Regions from separate parts of the Homo sapiens genome. Here region 2 is linked to region 1. A link is an interaction called in ENCODE POLR2A ChIA-PET data of the cell type or tissue named here. Cell type or tissue: HepG2. All regions are shown on one strand. Each heading gives the region's core, and the rest is flanking DNA. Links, peaks and the distances in the headings are about the cores only.

What was found. ChIA-PET counts read pairs that join two places held together with the same protein. Peaks named below come from ENCODE experiments on the same cell type or tissue, not always from the same donor. Only the 100,000 strongest peaks of a DNase experiment are listed, where the experiment ranks them.
Region 2: POLR2A ChIA-PET joins it to region 1 with 8 read pairs; 2 of 35 experiments call an interaction of 5 or more read pairs at or near these places.

The regions. Positions count from the first base shown.
Region 1 is chr12:100,433,486-100,441,095 of GRCh38, forward strand. No RefSeq gene overlaps it. Among named protein-coding and RNA genes, the nearest start is that of NR1H4, 37 kb to the right of the region's middle. In HepG2, for the core only: no CTCF peak of the experiment used is centred there; a DNase peak (open chromatin) is centred at 4,106; H3K4me3 peaks cover 426 bases.
Region 2 is chr12:100,057,540-100,065,149 of GRCh38, forward strand. It overlaps BLTP3B (bridge-like lipid transfer protein family member 3B), which reads right to left. Exons shown (of 21, transcript NM_015054.2): 13 at 2,311-2,504; 14 at 490-1,994; 15 at 32-207. Among named protein-coding and RNA genes, the nearest start is that of ANKS1B, 76 kb to the left of the region's middle. In HepG2, for the core only: no CTCF peak of the experiment used is centred there; no DNase peak of the experiment used is centred there.

The DNA of each region.
Region 1 (7,610 bases), core at 2,048-6,047:
AATACTGTGAATAAATAGCCATAAAGGCTGGTTAAATCTTGTTACTTAAAGAACTATTTAAAAAATAATGCTACTTAATATAACCAAAGTGAATCTCATTTTTCTGAAAATCAAATAATTATGCACAGCAAGGGCAAACATCTTGGCTTTTGCTAACTACAGAATTTTTTGACAAAATAGCTTTTTATGTTTTCAGAGTGCTGGTTGTTTTAAAGTTGTTTCCAAGATTGCATGCCCAAAGATCATCATCTTTAATTTCTTTTTTTTTTTTAGTGGTTTCAACTGAAAGATCAGTTTTCAATCTTTCACATTTTAAAAAATGATGTAATGCTTCCTTGATTATTTCAGCAGAACATAGAATAACACAGTTTAGAGTTCTCAGATACTTCCTTTTTAATCTTCTTTAGGAACATATTTCATAACGAGTTCTGGCCTAAAATGTGATCCTGGTTTTCATCAGATTTCAAAAGTTCTATTCTCAGCTAAAATGAGGTAGAAAGTCAAATGACTTTTGGCTTTTTAATTTAGTGTTCGTGGTTTCACACAGTTTTATATGTTTGAGGACAAGATTTCATTTTGAGGAGAAGGGTTTAAAGCCCCAGTAATCCAACACAGCCCTGTGAGTTGCACTGTCTCAAATGGAGGCTATAATATTTTTATGTTTTTTAGAAAGATTGATGAAGACCATGGTTCTTATGGATAAATCCATCAATGTATTTGGGACAAAATTGGTCTTTAAAACATATAAATGTTATTTTGCTCCCTATTTAAAACTCCAAAGATGCCTGTATCACTTGTCTATCACTGCACAACACACCACCACTGTTTTTATGTTTTTAGAACACAAAACTATTTTCTCACAATTCTGTGGGTTGGGCTCAGCTAGGTGGTTGGTCTGCTGGTCTCCCCTGGTCACTCTTGTGACTATAGTCATCTCAAGTTTGACTGAGGTTGGGTGGACTAGACAGCCTCCCAGGGAGCTGATGCTATTTGTTGATCATGGTGCTCTGGTTCTCCTCCAAATGGCACTCATGCCCTAATTGGCTAGACTAATTTTATTTTTTTACATGATGGACTCAGAGCAGCATTGTAAGGAGAGATGAAAGCTGCAGGGCCTCAATGTCACTTCTTCCACATTCTCTTGGTTACAGGCCAGACCTAGTTCAAGGAGAAGAAAAACGGACTTTACCTCTTGACTAGAGGAGCCTCAAAGTCACATTGCAAAGGAGCATCCATACAGAGACACGAAGATTGTTTGGCCATCTTTGCAAACCATCTACCATAGCTCTTCCTCACAGGTAGAACAGAAAACAAAGATTTACTATGGCCTACAAGTCCGCACATCACCTGATGCCTGCCTTCCTTTTCAATCTTGTATTGTTCTACTCATCCTTTTTTTTCACAGGCCTTCTTTCTGTTATTCAAACTTGCCCACCTTGCAGTTCCCTCTGTCTAAAGTGCTCCTTCCTTAAATCTTGGCTCCTTCTCAACATTCAGTTCTCAGTTCAATGTCATTTCCTCAGAATGTTTAAAGTTGCCTCTTCAACTTTCTTAGCTTCTTTTTGTTTTATTACTGTATGTACTTTTATCTATTTTATTTATCACTCTGAAATTACCTTATTATTTATTTACTTATTTATCTTTAAATTTTAATAGGTTTTTGGGGGAACAGTTGGTTTTTGGTTACATGGATGTGTTCTTTAGTGGTGATTTCTGAGATTTTAGTGCACCCATCACCCAAGCAGTGTACACTGTACCCAACGTGTAGTCTTTTATCACTCACCCACCTCCCAACTTTTCCCTTCAGTCCCTAAAGCCCATTGTATCATTCTTTATTATTATTATTGCTGTTATTTGAGATAGAGTCCCACTCTGTGGCCAGGCTGGAGTGCAGTGGCGCGATCTTGGCTCACTGCAACCTCTGCCTCCTGGGTTGAAGTGATTCTCCTGCCTCAGCCTCCCAAGTAGCTGGGACTACAAGCATGCGTCACCATGCCCAGCTAATTTTTGTATTTTTAGTAAAGACGGGGTTTCACCATGTTGGCCAGGATGGTCTCGATCTCTTGAGCTCATGATCCGCCCGCCTGGGCCTCCCAAAGTGCTGTGATTTCAAGCGTGAGCCACTGCGCCTGGCCATTGTATTATTCTTATGCCTTTGCGTCCTCACAGCTTAGCTCCCACTAATAAATGAGAACATTCGATGTTTGGTTTTCCATTCCTGAGTTACTTCGCTTAGAATAATGGTCTCTGATTCCATCCAGGTTGCTGTGAATGCCATTATTTATTTCATTCCCTTTTATGGCTGAGTAGAAATTCCATGGTGTGTGTGTGTGTGTGTGTGTGTGTGTGTGTATCACATTTTCTTTATCTACACATTGATTGATGGGCATTTGAGCTGGTTCCATATTTTTGTGATTGCAAATTTTGCTGCTATAAACCTGCAGTGCAAGTGTCTTTGAAATTGCCTTATTAAAAATATGCTTATTGCTTATTTTCCTACTAGGATATGAGTTCTATGAAAGCTAGGGCTTTGTCTGTTTTGTTTATTTTTTCTATGTGCAGGGACTAAAATAGGCCTATAATAATTGTTCTCAACATTAACTACACTTTGGAACCACTCAGAGGGTGCACCCAGGCTGCACTCCAGAAAACTGGTGGTGCCAAGTGATCTCAAAGTGCAGCTAAGGTTAAGAACCACTGGCCTTGCCTGAAAAACTTTATAGAAGAGATAGAAATAGGACTAAGTCTTAGAGAGAATGTAAGATTTCAACAGGTGGAGGAAAGGCGGCCTTCCTGTCAGGGTGGGCATAGGAGAAACAAAGAGGATAGGAAACGGAAGTTGCACAATGAACAATGCCAAGACAAGCCCTGTAAACTTGATTTAGTGAGCAGTTGCTACCTCGATTATTCTTCCTGAATTTTCCAAGCAAGCTCTGATTTGAAATATTTTATTTCATTTTCCACTTAAACCAACAAAACATCTTTTAACATTTCAGCATCCAAACTTCATTTCTTTTTCTTTTCTTTCTTTCTTTCTTTTTTTTTTTTTTTTTTTTTTTGATAGGATCTTGCTCTGCTGCTTAGGCTGGAGTGCAGTGGCATAATCATGGCTCCTGCAGCCTCCACCTCACAGGGCTCAAGCAGTCCTTCCAGCTCAGCCTCCCAAGTAGCTGGGACTATGGTCACACACCACCACGACTGACTAAATTTTTGTAGAGATGGGGTCTGTCTTCATTGCCTGGGTTCAAGTGATTCTCCCACCTCAGCTTCCCAAACTGCTGGGATTATAGGCATGAGCCACTGGACCTGACCCCCAAACTCCATTTTAAATGCCTGGAGGAAGCCACACTAGATTTTGTTAAATTGATCAATGTTAGTGTTTACCCAGAACAATTTAATTCAAAAGAGTAAGGCCACCCTTTTCTTATAGCCGTGACACTACTGAGCCATCATCAGGGGTTGTGACTTGCTTCTTTCTTCCAAATGTCTCTCAGATCTACCTGTGACTTTCTATCCCCATTACCATGAGCCATTTCCACTTTACTGGATAAATGTACCAGCCTGGCTGAGGTTTCCAGCTCTTTCCTCTTCCTGTCTCCAATCTCCAATCTGTTCTAACAGATCAATTATAAGACACCACTCTCGTCGCTTCTATGCCCTCCTTAAGAACCTAGAGAGGCTTCCTCCAGGCATTTCCCATATTAGGGAATATATTTTCTGAAGAAAAATACAGGAATTATCACCTGATGCATGCAGTTTATTTGGTAGAAAAAACTTTGAAAACTTGGATTTATGTGTAGGAGGTATGGGAGCAAAAAGGGGAGTACCTAGTGGTGAGAAATTTGGGGACAACTACTCTAAACAGCTGCCTAAGAGGATCTTGATTAGAGCAGTTGGTTAATTACTGAGAAATTCCAGGAAAAAAAAAACTGCATTCTAAATAAACGTTTATCAGCACATAACATTTGACTAGTCTGTTCAAAGGTTCCTGTTGCAACTCATTCTGGCAGCACTTGTGTAAAACCAAGGTAGAGCAGTAAGTGACAAAGGTTTTATTTATCTCCTGTTATTATCTGTTGACTTTTAAAGGGCTCAGTAATGAACAGCTGCAGATTAGCTAACCCATGGGAAAGGGTGAAGCAATGTCTTGTGAGGCCCAAGGTTCCCGTCAGCCCCTTTGGAGCCCTCCAAGCCAGTCAAGGTCATGGGCTTATACTGAGAGAGAACACCTCAACGGACCCTTTTATTGTAGAGCTATGTGAATGAGGCTCAAAGAGTGGAAGGAATGTATTCAAAGCCACACCATTAGATAAGAATCTGGCCAACGTAAAATGAAACTACTAATTTGAGAGAGTTCACATTAATTGTGCTCTGATCAAACTAGACACTTTCTGTATATTATATCCTCTCTTCAGTACTGCAGTCTTGTGATATAGGTATTATTTTTCCCATTTTATATTCAAGAGACCTGAGACTCACAGAGGCCAAATATTAATATCTCACCCAACGTCCCAAGTAAATGGCAGAGCTGGGATTCCAATTTAATATCTTTGACTATAAAAACCTTTGATCACATTTTCTGAATTATAGTGTCTCCAAATGGAAGAAATTTCTTTCTGTATAAGCCTCATAGTTCCTGTTCTTTGGAATTTATAAACGATGGTGATGATGATAATAATAATAATAACTTATATTTGCTTGGTGTCTACCAGTAATAGCAGGCATTATCGTAGCTTCTGGGAATACATAAGTGAATAGAAGAAAGAAAAATTCCTGAACATAATATATAAGCAATTTCTGTAGTTTTTTTTTTAAAGGGTGGTAAGTGTGATGAGGAAAATAAATAGGGCAAGATAAAGGGGAATGAAAATATTTGAGCATGTGGCAAGTTCAAAAAGGAGAATCAGGGAAGGCTTCACTAAGAAGGTGATACTGGAGCAAAGACCTGAAGGACGTAAAGATGCAGATATCTGGAGTGAAATCTTTGAGGCAGACAGAAGAGGATGTGCAAAGGCCCGGAGGTGGAAACATGCCCTGTGGATTTGAGGACCTCGAGATGATTGCTGTGACTAGAATGATTACAGTGAAAGGGAGAATGGTGGGACATGAGGTCAGGCAAAATGGGAGCCAGATTGTGTGGGGCCTTGTAAGCTATGGTAAAGATGTTGGCTCTTAATTCTTTGTGAAAGGAGGGAATCCTTTGCAGGGTGTTTGGCAGGGTAGAGACAAGATCTGGCTTCCAAATTAAAAATATTCCGGCCGGGTGCGGTGGCTCATGCCTGTAATCCCAGCACTTTGGGAGGCCGAGGCGGGTGGATCATGAGGTCAGGAGATCGAGACCATCCTGGCTAACAAGGTGAAACCCCGTCTCTACTAAAAATACAAAAAATTAGCCGGGCGCGGTGGCGGGCGCCTGTAGTCCCAGCTACTCGGGAGGCTGAGGCAGGAGAATGGCGTGAACCCGGGAAGTGGAGCTTGCAGTGAGCCGAGATTGTGCCACTGCAGTCCGCAGTCCAGCCTGGGCGACAGAGCGAGACTCCGTCTCAAAAAAAAAAAAAAAAAAAAAAAAAAAAAAAAAATATATATATATATATATATATATATTCCTCTGGCTGCTGTGTTGAGGAAAGTCAAGGGTGAGAAGGACAGTGAGACCACATAGAAATCTACTTCAAATATCTAGATGAGGCTGGGCCTGGTGGCTCATGCCTGTAATCCCAGCACTTTGGGAGGCCGAGGTGGGAGGATCACCTAAGGTCAAGAGTTCAAAACCAGCCTGGCCAACATTGTGAAACCCCATCTCTATTAAAAATACAAAATTATCCAGGTGTGGTGGCATATGCCTGTAGTCCCAGCTACTCGGGAGATTGAGACAAAAGAATCACTTGAACCCGGAGGCAGAGGCTGCAGTGAGCTGAGATCACACCATTGCACTTCAGCCTGGGTGAGACAGCAAGATTCCATCTAAAAAAAAAAAAAGCAAAGGATAGAAAAAAAGAAAAAAAAAGTCTGGATGGGAGATGATGATGGCTTAGATTAGGGTGATAGCAATGCAGGTGGAGTAAAGTGACTGGGTTCTGGGTAAGATTTGCTGTGGGATTTGAGAGAAAGAGAGGAATCAAGGATACCTACAGCTTTCCTGCTGGTTATCTACCTCTCTCCTTGCACTGAATCCTCTAAATAACAATGCCACAGAGGATTTATGTGTTCAAGAGCCTTCACAGTGTGTGTGTGACAGATGGCAAAGCATTTTACAGTAAACTATTTCATCAAAACAATCTTTTCATGTCATAGTGTTGTGAATTCTAAGTAGTAAGAATCAGAATACAGTGCCATTATCTCTCTGCTTGATCCATGATCCGAGTCACTTAACCTCTCTGAACCTCCATTTATTTTTCTGTAAAATGGGGATCGCTCTTCTGCTGCCTCAATTGTGAGGGAATGTGAACTCTATGAGAGTAGTGACTGTTGGAATGTTGCTGTACCCAGGCATTTCCAAATGTGCCCAACACATAGTAGGTTCTCAATAAATAGTTGCTGAGTGACTGAATGAGAAAGACCTTTGGGGAAAATACATAAATCTATGTGAGGTTAATTATTAGTGAACTAAGGTAACTGCTGAGACAAGGAGCTTTTGGGGAGGCCTGAATTAACAGGATAATTACTTTGCTTTGACTCTGCCTGTCATTTCTAGTTGTTCATATAATGGAATAATGAGGACATCCCCTCAGAGTTTCTAGCTCTGGTGCTTATAAGCATTTTCAGAAGCCAACAGCACCTGGACAACTTATATAAGAACAGCTTTGATGAACACCCTTTTTGAAATTAAGAACATCTGCTCCTTTTTTAGTCTCATTAGAGAGTTTCTGTGCACCATGAATCTGTTCGCTAGTGAAGTTGACAATACAAATGTACAAGGTACACAAAGCCAGAGGGAATTTAATTCTAATCTCAAGTCAGGGAATGTGAATCCTGTAACAGTGACTGTATTGGATTACTGCTGTACCACGGCACTTAAAAAGGTGCCTGACACATAGTGGTTCTCAATAAATAGTTGTTGAATGGCTAAATTAATGAGAATGTACTTGAAGACTTTTGGGGAAAATACATAAATCTATGTTAGGTTTATGTATGTTAATACATGAAAACACTTAGAATGCCTGGCTATAGAAAATACTTAAGAAGCACTAGCTATTCTTATTACCTGTAAATTCTCTCCTTCCTTCCTTCTTCCTCCTTTCCTCCCTCTATTCCTTCTTCCCTTTCCTTCCTTCCTTCCTTCCTTCTTTCCTTCCTTCTTCATTAATCCATTTGTTTTACAAATGTTTTCTGACACCTGTTTTGTGGCAGGTGCGGGGGGAAATGAAGGTGAATGAGACATTGCCTCTGCTCATGAGATATTCACATGAAGCCAATTAGAAAACAATTTGGAAGTGGCATTTGATCAACCTATCTCTTTCCTGACATATTAATGTAACATAAATGCTTGAGTGGGTAGCCTTACGTTCCCCAGACTTTTGAGGTCCCTTCTCTCATCATAATGAAATAAAATGACTGAAGCCTCCATTGTATGCACTGTGGGGAACCCAGCACCCTGCCTTAAGCTTTCT
Region 2 (7,610 bases), core at 1,356-5,355, 380 kb before region 1:
TATGAATTCTTAAGCCGTATCATAACTTTACCTTTTTCCAAAAACATATGGCTATCACTTCCATCACTTTCTAATAACTGTTCTTCCAATATCATGCTGTCAAGTGAAATGGTATCCAATGACATTTGTGAAGAGCTTCTTTTCATATTCTTATAAGAAACACAGAGAGGAGCCAGGTTGGGTGGGCAACGTTCCTTAGGCTTTCCACTGTTAACAAAATTATTAGAAAATTATTACATATAGAGAAAAGAATTCTATCTAAAAAATACTTCTAAGAGAATTAAAATATGTATATAGCATCCATAGCTGAAATTATATTTAAACGTATAAGCTCAAAGTGTTTTCATATTTTGAAACATCTACTCTTCTACATGTTAACAATGCCATATTTTGTCATGAGCTTTTCTGCCTCAAAACAAAATACACTCATAGGCACACACGCTCCACAAAATAAATTAATTTTTAAAAAGGCCAATAAAATGTTGTTACCTTAAAGATGACTGTGATTTAAGTGTTCTAACTGGGGGGGTCTCTTCTTTACTGATATCCAGGTTTTCAGAGAGTGAAGCTGCTTCTGGAAGCAAATCTTCAGCTTTAAAGATGGACTCTATGGTTTCATTTCCTTTACTAGTTAAAGTACTTGAAAGTATGTTTTGATTACCATCACTATCAAATGAAAGTATATTCGAATCTTCTCTGTAGTTTAAGATACTACTTGAATCTGTATAAAATGAATCCTTTTTGTCACTTGTTTCTGATCCAATTTCTCCTGAGCCACTTTTGTAAACAAGTCCACTACTTTCATCTTCACTTATTTTCCCTAAATGTTTATCTGATAAATAGTCCATAAAAGAAATGCCTTTTTGCAGATTTGTATCACTAGCTGATTTAAAAAGCAAAGGATCCTTTAAAGGGATATGGCTAAGGTCAACACTCATAGATCTGTTGTCTGACATATGATTAACAGTTACACTTCTAATTCTATTTATATCCCTACTAATTTGTTTTCTTTTTGAAGACAAAAAATCCCCATTTTCTGTAGGCAAATAATCAGGTACCACTGGGCTCACACTTTCAGAAACAGGAGACTTAAGAGTATTTGCTTGATCCACTGGATGGAGCAAAAGAGCCAGTTCTGCACTTCTAAGTAAAATTCCAATACAAATGGATGTCTGACTAGCAGGACTGCCAGTTACAGCTTCTACATCTTTCCTTAAGTTCTCTGAAAGCAGGATAAGTGACTCATGCAGGAAAAGTAGAAGCAGATACTGGTAGTGATTAATCTGCATACTGACATGTTTATGAACATGAACTAGGAGATGAATATCTGCCTCTGACGAGGAAGGGGAAAATCTGAAAAATGTATCTGATGAAGAAGGCTTCTGACCACCATTTGTCAAAGGCTCAGACTCTGTACTATAATACTCCTTCAAGAGCTTCTTCCGCTTCAATCGGCCAGCCAGATCACTAGATTCACTTTGTGATGTATTTAGAGATACCTGATTACAAGTCTGCGGCTCTTTTTGTGACTCTGCATATCTTGTTGGTTGACAAATCCAAATGGAAAGAGGGAATGAGTCTACAAAACTTATTGGCCGTCCTTTTCCACTTTTCATCCCTTCATAATCTATCCAAAATTGAGAAAAGTACACAGCCCAAACATCCGTGGCAGCAGAAGTTTTAAGAGTGTTTTTATTCAATTGGGGAGTAATATTTCCTTTATAAATTTCATGCATTTTGGTATCTTGTTCATGAGCATGTCTCTGGAAAATTGGATGTAGAAGATTAAAATTGTCACAAGATTTGGGGAAGCTGGTATATGTTTTACTAAAAAAATCACAATCTTTAAAGTCTTGAAACAAAGCTTCTAGGTCAGAATGTCGACAGTTTGGACAGTGCCTTGTATTTGTGGCAATCATTTCAGAACTCTGAATAGAAATTGCACGTGGCTGATCTTGATGACATTCAGATTTCACTTCAGAAGGAATGACAAACTAGAAGAGAAGAAAAATTAATCTCATCCAACTGGCAAATCCATACATCTTGAAGATAAAAGAACATGACTTAGCTCAGAAATTCTTTTTCTTGACCTTTCCCCCAAAATACTACTTTCCTATTAAGACGTAAAACACTAACTCTTCCCCTCAAATCTTATTAAATTGAGTAAAGGGGACTTACATGACCACTAAGAAGAGAATCTTTTTAAAAAACATAACATGAATTAATAATCAATGTAACATACATATACGCACAAATCATAAAATAAAAAGAACAAAATTAAATCATTACTACTACTTGTTTGTATGATACCTTTAGCATTAAGCCATCAACTCGAACATCAACATGCTCGTCAGATTTTGAATTGTCATTCAACTTGTACACAGCCATGAACTGATTAAGACTCTGTTTTAAATCCAACAGAAATTGATTTAACCATAGAATGCTTCTTTCATCCACAGTAAACTGTAGTGCATTCAGCTGGCTATAGAGGTTGGGAGATGGAACTGTGGAGACAAGATGTTTTTTAAAAATTTTTAATTGGATGGTTCTAAATCTTCCCTGAGAACAAAAAATACATGTTTAGTCAGTTTTATTCTTTCTTAAGATAAAACAAATTTGAGGTATTATTTACAAAATCAAAGTGATACATTGGAATGATAACAAACACATTTAGATAGACAAAAAAAATTTCCCATGCCTAACTGAAAAAATGTTTTAATATTTCAAAATATCTATAACATATAAATATATAAAACACATGAATATTTTGAATATATAAATTAATCTAAAACTAACTGCATAAAACAGGAAGCACTGTTTCAATTTCTTTCCTAAGGTTGTATTTACCAAGAAGCAAACCTCTAAAAACATTACCTTCTTGATGAAGTATCACATCAAAGTGGTCCTCGATCACATATTTCTGTAGACTTTACAACCTGAATCTTAATCTATATCTTCTAAAATGAGAGAGCTAAGTTAACCAATTTCTTATGAAAGTGCTATGCTAGCAGGTTCTCCTTGAAAGGAGGGACCGTGCATAAATTTATTCCCCACTTTTAATCAAGGCCTATAATAGTGCTTGGAGTAATGTAAAAACCAAGTATCTCCTGAATAATAAAATGAATTCACTCTTTCATAGCTCTCCTAAAATAAACTAATATTTACAATTAGAGGGTATATCACTTCCTGAAATATACATATTTTTCTACCATAAAAGACATTTTGTTTTCAGAGCACCTTGAAGATCTTTTATTCTAAAAATTCAGACATATTTATTCCTACAAAAGCTAAAGTTATGCATATCTAGAGCATTTAGACTAAATTTAAGAAAAATAAATCAAAGGTGTGAGATACCAGTGGAGAGGGAACACTGTAACAATGTCCTGAATATGGTTTATTTGCTTATGTTATTTATTTATTCATTCACTTTCCTTTAAGATTCACTGAATGTCAACTACATTGTCTTACCCTAAGCACAAAGAAAACAAAAAAATAGGGCATGGTCCTTTTTCCTTAAAAGTTCGTAGTTTATTACATGAGACATATACAAACAGAGAAAAATTACAATTTAAGTCTATCAGAGACATGCAATTGTGAAGTGGAGGTGCCTGCCTTTTGGGAATAGAAATAAAGTGGGTGCTGCAGAGACTGCATCACACTCTGGAAGGAAAGGAAGTAAAGGGAATATCTCAACGTAGATTGATTGATGATGGTAGTCACAGAGTAGACTAGGGAGCAAATGCTGCCCAAGACTAGAGCACAGAAAGAACCCCGATAGCAGATGTGGGACTGAAAAAGGAACCCAGGACACTAAGCAGTAGAAAGATCTATATGCAGGGCCGGCGCGGTGGCTCACGCCTGTAATCCCAGCACTTTGGGAGGCCGAGGCGGGTGGATCACGAGGTCAGGAGATCGAGACCATCCTGGCTAACACAGTGAAACCCCGTCTCTACTAAAAATGCAAAAAATTAGCCGGGCGTGGTGGCGGGCGCCTGTAGTCCCAGCTACTGGGAAGGCTGAGGCAGGAGAATGGTGTGAACCTGGGAGGTGGAGCTTGCAGTGAGCCGAGATCGCGCCACTGCACTCCAGCCTGGATGACAGAGCGAGACTCCGTCTCAAAAAAAAAAAAAAAAAAAAGAAAGATCTATATGCAGTTTCCAACAGAAGTCTACTTATAAAACAGATTAGTATGTAGTTAATAATACTTAAAAGCAGCTTGTAGAAACTTTGAATATTCTGATATCACGAAGGGAAAGAAGCAGGGTGCAAATTAAATATGTAAAAGAAATACATGCATTAAAAACAAGACTAACAATGCTATACTTATTGCTATGGGTTGAATTGTGTCCCTCCAAAATTCATTTACTGAAATTCTATCCCCCTGTAGCTCAGAATGTATTTGGAGCTAAAGCCTTTAAACAGACAATTACGGTAAAATGAGTTCACTGGGTGGGCCCTAGTCCATTATGACTCATATTCTTATAAGAACCGAACAGGAGGGACATACACACATACACAGAAGGAAGACCATGTGAAAACAAAGGGGAAAGATGACCATCTACAAAGAGAGCAGTCTCAGAAGAAATAATCCTGCTGAAGTCTTCATCTCGGACCTCTAGCCTCAGAACTGTGAGACAATAAATTTCTGTTGTTTAAGCTGCATAGTCTGTGGTATTTGTTATAGCAGCCCTAACAAATGAATATACTTACGTTTGAGCAGATATCTAAAACTGCAAGCGTACAAGCATTGTTTTGGCTTTTTCTTCTTTATTGTTAAAATACAATGTGTACGTTACTTTCACAATGGTAAAACGAAAGTTAAGAGATTATAAAAGTTGGATCATTTAGTTTTGTTCAAAACAGAGATAATGAAGAATGAAAATTAACTCATCTACATGAGGGTGCAACATACTATATTCTCTACTTTTGTTTATTTTTGAAAATTTCTCTAAGAAAACATTAAATTAAAAAACAGTTAAACTTAATCTAGCAATTCCACTACCAGGTATCTACAGGGGTCAAGTTTAAAATGCAAGGAAGGAATTTTGTAACTTTTTTCAGAAAAAAAAGTACAGATTATAGAATGAGATTATAATTCCTTTGGTACATGCTAACAAAGCTTGTATAAATAAGCCTGGATGGCTGGGAGTGTTGTCTCATGTCTGTAATCCCAGCGCTTTGGGAGGCCAAAGTGGGAGGATGGCTTGAGCCCAGGAGTTTGAGACTAGCCCAGGCAACAGAGTGAGATCTTGTATCTACAAAAAATTTAAAATTAGCTGGACATGATGGCTCATGCCTATAATCCTAGCTACTAGCGAGGCTGAGGTGGGAAGGTCACTTGAGTCCAGGAGTTTGAGACGGCAGTGAGCCACGATTGTGCCACAGTACTCCAGCCCAGGCACAGAGTGAGGCTGTCTCAAAAAAAAAGAAAAGAATTTAAAAAAAAAAAACAGCTTAGAAGTCATAAATACTGGAAACTACTCTTAACTCTGAAGAAAAATTACTTGTTCAGGGACAAGGTGGCAGGCGGGAGGCAGGACTAGTTTGCAGCTCCGACTCGGATGGACGTAGCAGTGTGTGGAGGCTCACATAGTGAATTTTTGCTCCAGAATCACTACAGGAATAAATCAGGAAAACTGGGAGGACCCGTAGACCCTCTGAAAGAAGCAGATTGCTCCTGCAGGACCTGAGAGACAACCCAAATACTGTGCTGGTACTCACAGCTGAGCCACAGATGGTTCACATCACAGAACTCTGTGCAGACAACCCCCAGTACCAGCCCAGAGCCTGGTAGACTTGCTGGGTGGCTAGATCCAGAAGAGAGATAACAATCACCACAGCCTGGCTCTCAGAATCCACACCCACAGGAAGAAAGGGAGAATACCGGCCAGGCACAGTGGCTCACGCCTGTAATCCCAGCACTTTGGGAGGTCAAGGTGGGTGGATCACCTGAGGTCGGGAGTTCAAGACCAGCCTGACCAACACAGAGAAACCCTGTCTCTACTAAAAATACAAAGTTAGCCTGGTGTGGTGGCAGGTGCCTGTAATCCCAACTACTCGGGAGGCTGAGGCGGGAGAATCACTTGAGCCCAGGAGACGAAGGTTGCGGTAAGCCTAGATTGTGCCATTGCACTCCAGCCTGGGCAACAAGAGTGAACTCCGTCTCAAAAAAAAAAAAAAAAGGAAAAGAAAAAAAGGGAGAATACCACTCCGAGGGAACATGCCATGGGACAAAAGAATCTGAACAACAGCCTTCAGTACTAGACATTACCTCTGAGAGAGCCTACCCAAATGAGAAAGAACCAGAAAAACAACTCTGGTAATATGACAAGACAAGGTTCTTTAACACCTCCAACAAATCACAACAGCTCACCAGCAATGGACCCAAACCAAGAAGAAATCCCTGATTTACTTGAAAAAGAATTCAGGAGGTTAGTTATTAGGCTAATCAGGGAGGCACCAGAAAAAGGCAAAGCCCAATGTAAGGAAATCCAAAAAATGATACAAGAAGTGAAAGAAGAAATATTCAAGGAAATAGCATAAATAAAAACCAATCAAAACTTCAGGAATAAATAGACACACTCATAGAAATGCGAAATGCTATAGAAAGTCTCAGCAATAGAATTGAACAAGTAGAGGAAACAAATTCAGAGCTCGAAGACAAGGTCTTTGAATTAACCCAATCCGACAAAGACAAAGAAAAAAAGAATAAGAAAACATGAACAAAGCCTCCAAGAAGTCTGGGATTATGTTAAACAACCAAACCTAAGAATAATTGGTGTTCCTAAGGAGGAAGAGAAATCTAAAAGTTTAGAAAACATATTTGGGGGAATAATTGAGGAAAACTTCCCTGACCTTGCTACAGACCTAGACATCCAAACACAAGAAGCACAAAGAACACCTGGGAAATTCATCACAAAAAGATGATTGCCTAGGCTCATTGTCATCAGGTTATCTAAAGTTAAGATGAAGGAAAGACTCTTAAGAGCTGTGAGACAGAAGCACCAGGTAACCTGTAAGGGAAAATCTATCAGATTAATAGCAGGTTTCTCAGCAGAAACCCTAGAAACTAGAAGGGATTCCAGCCCTATCTTCAGCTTCCTCAAACAAAACAATTATCAGCCAAGAATTCTTTATCTAGTGAAACTAAGCTTCACATGTCAAGTAAAGATACAGTGTTTTTCAGAAAAACAAATGCTGAGACAATTTACCACTATCAAGCCACCACTACGAGAACTGCTAAAACGAGCTCAAAATCTTGAAACAAATCCTGGAAACACAACAGAACCTCTTTAAAGCATAAATTTCAGAGATCTATAAAACAAAAATTAAAAAAAAAATTAAAAAATTAACAATTAAAAAAAAAAAACAAGGTATACAAGCAACGAATAGCATGATGAATGGAATGGTACCTCACGTCTCAATACTAACATTGAATGTAAGTGGCCTAAATGCTCCACTTAGAAAATACAGAACTGCAAAACAGATAAGAATTCACCTGTTGTGGGAAGTCAGGGACCCTGAACAGAGGGACCAGCTGGAGCCACAGCAGAGGAGTATAAATTGTGAAGATTTCATGGACATTTATCACTTCCCTAATAATATTCTTA